Regions from separate parts of the Homo sapiens genome. Here region 1 is linked to region 2. The links are chromatin contacts, found by Hi-C or POLR2A ChIA-PET in ENCODE. All regions are on one chromosome and are shown on one strand. Each heading gives the region's core, a stretch centred on a gene start or an enhancer-like site at or near the end of the contact. The rest is flanking DNA. Distances are from core to core; before and after follow the strand shown.

What was found. Hi-C counts contacts between places; a loop is a spot of excess contacts on that map. ChIA-PET counts read pairs that join two places held with the same protein, here RNA polymerase II (POLR2A). Pooled maps may share reads with other maps.
Region 1: a map of gastrocnemius medialis shows a loop between it and region 2 (4-fold over the local background). The contact joins two enhancer-like sites. A Hi-C loop is called at or near these places in 14 of 168 maps with a recorded cell type or tissue (Right ventricle myocardium inferior, aorta, ascending aorta and 7 more) and 13 of 50 pooled maps. POLR2A ChIA-PET finds 5 or more read pairs at or near these places in 2 of 52 experiments (MCF 10A and endothelial cell of umbilical vein).

The regions. Positions count from the first base shown.
Region 1 is chrX:68,927,491-68,931,149 of GRCh38, reverse strand. No RefSeq gene overlaps it. Among named protein-coding and RNA genes, the nearest start is that of EFNB1, 100 kb to the right of the region's middle. RefSeq lists a silencer at 1,328-1,531. Within about 2 kb of position 1,474, at least 7 of the 41 ENCODE cell types and tissues checked have a DNase peak (open chromatin) inside an H3K27ac peak, as active enhancers do; they include ascending aorta, gastrocnemius medialis, heart left ventricle and 1 more, where a contact is called at or near this core.
Region 2 is chrX:68,892,691-68,896,101 of GRCh38, reverse strand. No RefSeq gene overlaps it. Among named protein-coding and RNA genes, the nearest start is that of EFNB1, 65 kb to the right of the region's middle. RefSeq lists enhancers at 279-790, 791-1,304. Within about 2 kb of position 1,306, at least 30 of the 41 ENCODE cell types and tissues checked have a DNase peak (open chromatin) inside an H3K27ac peak, as active enhancers do; they include ascending aorta, gastrocnemius medialis, heart left ventricle and 1 more, where a contact is called at or near this core.

The sequences.
Region 1 (3,659 bases), core at 225-2,724, 35 kb before region 2:
CAGCCAGGCAGTGGGGCAGTGGGACACCTTCTCAGATAGTTGGGCATGGGCTCACTGTCGGCAGTATAGTCCTCCAACAGTCAGTCCAGGGAGCCAGCGGCTCATGGGTGCACATGCAACAGCAAGGTAAGGTGGCACTCAGCTAGGCTGGGGCCTGGGCAGCTGGCAAGGCAGGTGAGCCACCAACCAGCCTGCTCTTCATTCATACTAGGCCTGAATGGGGGCTGCAGGCACAGCCCCGTGGTGATCACTGAGGAGGGGGTGAATACCAAGGCATCTAGGCAACCAAGAGAAAGGACTAAACCCTCAGCAATGCAAAGAACTCACCCCCCACCCCCTGCCCCACCCCACCCTGCTCCTTTGATCACACACACACACACACAGACCAGCCCTGGCCCTGCCCTCCACATGTCCACATTTCTTCTGTATCCCCCACCACACACACACCACATCTGGGGAAGGGCTCTGGGCCTTTGGGCCTCACCTCTGTGTGAACCTCTCCTTTGATCACCACACCAGCCACAGGGAGGGAGAGAAGTTGTGGGGGAAGGGGAGGGAGGAGAAATTCTCCCTTTCTTTGCCCCTCTGTGTACAGCTTACTGAGGCTCAGAAAAGGCAAGCCTCTTGCTGAAGGTCCTCTAGCAAAAGATGAAACCAAAGTTCTGAGCCCTGACCTTCCATGGGCCAAGGCCTCAAGGAATCCCATAGTATCAGCTGGAAAGAATGGGGGAATGTGCCCCAGGATGACAGAGAAGCAGAGAGCCACCTGTTTCTTCTTCTCCATCCTAGCATGTAGATAAATATAACACCCCTCCTATTACAGCCCTTGACTGTTTACAAAGTGCTACCCATATGTTCCTTCATTTAATCCTCCCAGCAACCCCAGGAGGAAGGTATTATTCTCATCCTCATTGTACAGATGAGCAAGCTGAGGCTGGCACAGACAAAGTGACTTAGTTGCCCCAGATCACCCAGCAAGGAAGAGGAGACGCCAGGATTTGATGGCGGGCCTGAAGCCCCTAGGACCCTTGGGTGGCCCCTCCGTTTTCAGTGACAAACTCTGAGACTGGACGTGAGAAGGCCTGGCCTGCTGCAAACAAGACTGGAGCATGCAGCTGAATCAGTACTGATTGACATACTTATTCCTAGGGTACTAATGAACACTAGCCAGTCAGACCTCTGGGCAATCCCCAGCCCTGACACCTTGTCTGTAATACCCACAGTCCCTGTCTCTCCCTATACTCTCTACTGGAATGCTACCTGCTTGGCATCAGGAGCAGGGGCCTGGGCCCGCTTCCCAGCACCCTGGCTCCTGGAGTCAAGCTGCCCCTCAGCTCCTGTCCCTGCTCAGCCTATGACATGGCTCAGAGGCTAGGGGCTGGAATGGTACTGGGGAGGGGAGCCTGAGTCATCTCCAGGCCAGGAAGCACAATGTTTGGCAGGGTTCCTGGGCCCAGCTAAGGAAGGAGCAGGAGCATTGAGTTACAGAGCCACCTTAGGCCAGGGAAGAGGTGGTGAGGAAGGGGGTGTTGGTTGAGTCCATGGAGATGGGAAACTAACAGCAAACCAGGGTCCACAGGCTCTAGGCAGGGGGAAGGACCCAGGCAGCCTCAGGGCACCTGGGTGGGGGAGGGGAACACAGAGATGCCAGTAGGACCTTTATTCTCTCCAGTCTTCCTTCCCAAGCCAGCACCCCCTCGCCCCCACTCCTGTCCCAGCCAAGGCCCTCTCTCCCTGCAGAGCTGTGTGACAGCTGGGACAGTTCCAGAGAAGGGAACCCCCTCGACCCCACAGGGGGAGGGCGCCACCTCCCGCCGCCTCCCTCTACCTCTTCCTGTCACGTCTTTGGCCACCAGTGTTTCAAAATATACTGGCTCTTGGCTGGCTGTTTACTTAGGAATCAAAAACATCAAGTTTCAAATTCATTCCCACAGCTTTAGCTCTCACCTCTCGGCAGACCATTCCCGTCTAAACTGCTCTCCTGAGCTCCAGGCCCACAGAGTTGACAGCCTACTCGATCTGTCCTCCACAGGGGTAACCCTCAGATACTTCTAGCTCAACAGGGCCTAAACTAAAACTCCTCTCTCCCTCACCCATCCACGACCCATGAAAAAAAATTCCAACCTCTGTCTCTAGGAGGTATGTCACCATTCTTCAGCTGGGCATCATTCTTGGTTTCCTCCCTCCCTCCCTTCCGTCCTTCCTCCCTCCTTTCCTCCTGCCTTCCTGCCTGCCTTCCACATTTACTGAGCATGTGCCAGGCACTGTGCGAGGAAGTGGAGGTTGGCAATGAGAAAGTCAGTTGTGATCCCTGCCCTCCTTCAGCTTACAGTTTGGTCAGAAGAATAAACAGAAAATCGCTGGGCAGGTTACTAAGGGCTGAGATGAGAGTAGTACAAGGGGCTGGGGGAGCCCATAAGAGAAGTATCTGATTCTGGCTTGGGGTGGGGATCATGGAACACCTCCCAGAAAGCTGACTGAGCCCCAGCATGTAGGGTCACTGAGTTAGGCTCAGGGTTCGGGGAGCGGGAGGGCTGGAGTATCCCAGGTAGAGAGAAGAGCAGATGCAAAGGCCAGAGGTAAGGGGCCGGTGGGGGGTGAGGTGTCTTGCAGCGATCAGTGGAGCAACTGAAAGAAGTCACAGTAAAGAGAGAGAGCTGAAGCTAAGAATTGGGAGGTAGAGGTCATGCCCGGTTGGAGATGAGGCAGAAGAAATACCTAGGCACCAGAGCACCCGGGCCTTGTAGGTCATTGGAAGGGGTTTAACCTTTATCCAAAGACTGTCAGGAGCCATTCGAATGTTTTAAGCAAATGAAACTCTGACGTGAGTTTCCAAATTGCAGTCTTCTTCACCCTGCCTTTCAAATTGTCTAGCTCCACAGTGACTCTCCACCACTTACTATGCCTTCTTTCACCAATCTCGTGGGCTCAGACCATTGCACAGCCTCCAGATGGTCCCTCATCTTCAGGTCATGGACCCACCCATGCCCCAAGCCAGCCTCCAATCAAGAAGGGAGCTAATGTTGTATATGTACACATACAGATCCAATCACATCCTATCACTTATCCCACTTCAAGTACAGCCATAGCTCCCCCATGACTTTTGGAATAAAGTCTCATTTCTCAGCCAGGTGAACACACAGATCTTCCCCTCTCTGGCCTCAGCACCAGGTCTGGTCTACTCACTCTGGGTGCTCTATCCACAAGGCCCGGTGCAGCATGTCCCAGATGCAATGCAGCTCTGGGCATTCATCCTCTTGCTGATTTTCTCTTCTTTGATTTCTCCCTCATGCTTCAGGGTCTGACTCTAATGTTACCCACGTGCTATTTCCCAACCCCCTTCCTTTCCCTTCACCAAGTCAGGTGCTCTCTGGAGCTTGCCTGTAATTTAATGTACTGCCCACCCCCCAACCCTGCCAGGGATAACTATGCCATGTGAATCTGCCTCTCAGCTTCATTCCGCTTCTGCCTCTGCTCTGTCCCTCTGGCAACAGCTTGAATCCACCTTGATGCCCAGATCTGGCCTAGCCTACCTGCTTCCTTGCAGCTTTACCATCAGACTCTGGCCAAGCTGTGGCCTCTCCAGTCTTCACTCCCAGCAGCCCCTGGGCTTAGGAAGTCTTCGTGTTCAGAGAATCCCATCAAAATCTGACCTTGCT
Region 2 (3,411 bases), core at 57-2,556:
CACTAAGGGCCCCTGAGAGCAGAGACTATGTCTGGTTTGCCTCTGAGTCCCCAGGGCCTGGCACTGAGCCTGGAACTGGGAGGGTCTTAAGAAATGCATATTGGGTGGATGAATGAAGCAAAAGGGACACATGTTCACATACAGGTCACTCGTTCCTGGGGTCTGGGAGGCCAGTGAACTTGACAGTTGGGTCAGGGAGTAAAGGTCCATGACTAGTCTCATTGCTGGGCCCCAGGCCATGTCTGGGATAGGGATGAAGGCATGAGCAGCGGGGGCAGGGAGGTGGGATGGGTGCAGTGCCCTATGGAGGGCGATTTCTGCTCGTCCTGGGTCCTTACTGTTCCTCTCTCAGTCTGGTCTCAGGCTCTGGACAAGCTCCAGGAAGGCAAGGCAAAAAGTATACAAGTTACATCTGACCCATCTCTCTGGTGGGCACCATGCCAACATCCTGTCTTGCTTGGCATACCAGAGCAATCTGTGACCCCTCCTTCTCTGGCCATCCTGGGGGGCTCTGTCTTCCTAGAGAAGCCTGAGCTAAGGAGGCCCAAGCCCTGCTCTGAATCACCTGTCCCACTCCCCTCCCACTGAGCTAGGCTGGGGACAGCATGACCGAGCAAGGAGAACTGAAGTCAGGGAGCCTGGCTGCTTGGATTCGTGACTCAGCTTTGCCATCAACCTGTCGGGTAACTGTGGTTGAGTGTGTGATTCTGGCTGACCCTTGGACCATCCCCACTGGGGACTACCGGACTCTCTGAGGGATAGCAGCTCCTGCGAAGGCCAGAGGAGGGCCGGCGTGGGTGCAGAAGCATGGCCCTCACCACCCTGGGCGAGTGGCGTCCGGCGCCCGCCCGTCCGCCCGCCCGCCGACTGCCTGCCTGCCTGCCCGCCTGAGCCTGCACCCGCCTGGCCACAGGCTGAGGAAGCATAATCATGCTGGGCTATTTCAGACCCATTATCTCAGCTCAGCTCCTGCTTCCTGAGCAGGCCCCGAATTAGCCTGGCGCTTTGTTCTCAAGTGCATTTGTCAGATCGCTTGGCCTGTACCTCGGGGAGGAGGGAGAGGAGGGAAGGGAGGGCAGGGGCGGAGAGGGGGGCGGGTAGGGAGCGGGAGGAGGAACTCGACGCTAATTAAGACTCATTAAAAAAAAGAAGACGACAATGAGGAATAAGGAGAAGAAGAAAGAAAAACGAAGTGGAGGGGGGAGGGAAAGGCTTGCTGAGGAAGCAGAACAGCCGCCGGGAGAGACACATACAGAAACGCGCAGGCATACACACGCCCACAAAAAGACACGGAAACACACACAGCTCTCCCTCCCGGCAGCCTGCGCCAGCACTTCCCGCGCTCAGCCCTGCCCTGTGCCAGCCTGGCCGGGGCGACTTAGGCTTAGAACCCTGAGCCTTCCTTCCGGTTCCCCGGGCTGCCCTGTGCCAGCCTGGCCGGGGCGACTTGGGCTTAGAACCCTGAGCCTTCCTTCCGGTTCCCCGGGCTGCCGGGCTAAGGACGAAGCACAGCCAGGATTCAAATCCTGCCCCGGCTCTTCAGTAGCTCTGCAGCCTCTCGGTTTCCACGTTTGTCAAAGGAGAATCCCTAGGTCCACTGAGCAAGGCTGGCAGGAAGGCGTCCGGACATAGAGAGGCTCATCTGTTCGGGAGTGTCTCGGCCCAGCAGCAAGCCTCCAGCTGGCGGTGCCCTCTCCGGGTCAGGCCTGGCTGCGCTTCTGCCTCTGAGCCCTTCTCAGAGCCAGGGGTGGTGCTGTACCAGGGCTCAGGCCCTGCTGGGCTCCCTCCCCTCCCACCACTGTTGGCCTGTGCCCCGCCACCACCAGCCCAGGAAGCTTTAATGGACTATTGCTTGGGCAACAGACAAAGCTGCCCAGGGCAGGGAGGCCTCTGCATCTCCACAAAGGTCCCAAGTATCCCTAATGAACTAACTCTAGCTCTCTTTCTCTCTCAGAATTCTTGGTTTCTTAGTAACTCACATATCCCAAGGCAGGAGCTCAGCTCAGTGCCAAGCTTGCCTTTCACACCACTTCAGCCAGGCCCTGGGTGGATAAGAAGACCTCGGTTTGGAATGTCCACTCCAGCCCTCACTTGCTGTGTCTCGGCCTTCCCATCTGCGAGATGAAGGAACCTCCACTCTCCCTGCCTGCCCCAAGCATGACAGCACTTCATGCCCCCCAGAGAGAGAGGGACTTTGCCAGCTTCTGACAGGTCTTTCAGAGATCAAAGTTCAATTATGTCTTTCTTGCTTGGGTTCAGAGGCATGAGGTCAGAGCCTTTCAAAAGCTCTCTCATCTCAAAGCATTCATAAACTCATCTTGGTGGCAAGAACACCCATCTAGGAGTCAGGCAGTCCTTGATTCAAATATCTGCTTTGCAAATCACTGGCCATAAGACCCTGAGCAAGCCAACTCTCCTTTTGCAACTTTAGTTTCCTCTTCTATAAAATGGGGTTAATGACCATAGCTACTTCATAGAGTGCCTGGTGCACAGTAGATGCTCAATACGTTGGGCTGTTATTATTACTCCTCCCACCTCCTTTTCCCCATGTCATCCCCACTCTATCTGGCCCAGCTTGGAACCACATCCCTCAGAGCAGCCCAGGTGTCCTCAGGCCTGCAGGGCAGAAGGGGTAGAGGGAGGCCCCTCTCAGAGAGAGCTGGGACAGGACAGCAGGGGTCCATGTCGTCCCAGGATTCTTCCTTACACTCTCTGGTGGAGACTGGGGACAGGATCACAGGAGCTCAAAGTGGGTCACAAGGGCTCAGACCAGCCCAAGCACTGAGATCAGAAACTGGGGCTTCGGCACAGGGAGTAGTCAGGTCTAGGAGCAGAAAGGGCATGAGCCAGGGTTGGTAGGCCTGGCTGCCAGTCCCAGATTTGCCGAGGACTCTGCATGCCCTCAGCTGAGTCCCTGCCCCCATATGGGTGTCAGCCAGTATCCCCTCCCCCAGAGATGAGGCTGCAAGTGTTCCTGGCTGCCAGAGAGGAGGTCGCTGCTGAGCCCCTACCTCACTCAGTGAGGTCAGCTGGCAGGCCTCCTCCCGCTGCCCTCCCCCATGCTTCTCCACTCCCCACTTTGGCAGGACCATTTCTTGCAGCCTCTTCTGCAGCGCGCCCTCTGAGCCTTTCCACCCCACATTCCTGTGCAAGCCTTCAAGCAGTCCCAGACTGAGCTGGGGCTCGATGGGATGCTCTGTGAGCTGAGTTCCCATTGTCCGCAAATCGGGACCAGCTGTGAGCAGCCTGACAGCCCAGTGCTCGTGGCCGCCCCCACTCCCGCTGCAGTTACAGAAGACGGGAGAAGAGTGAGCCCACCGCCTGCCCGCCTGCCCGGGGCTCCCCCCTCAACGCAGCATGATCAGCTCCCTAGCCAGGAACAATCAAGCATTATGAATAAAGATGTGCAGC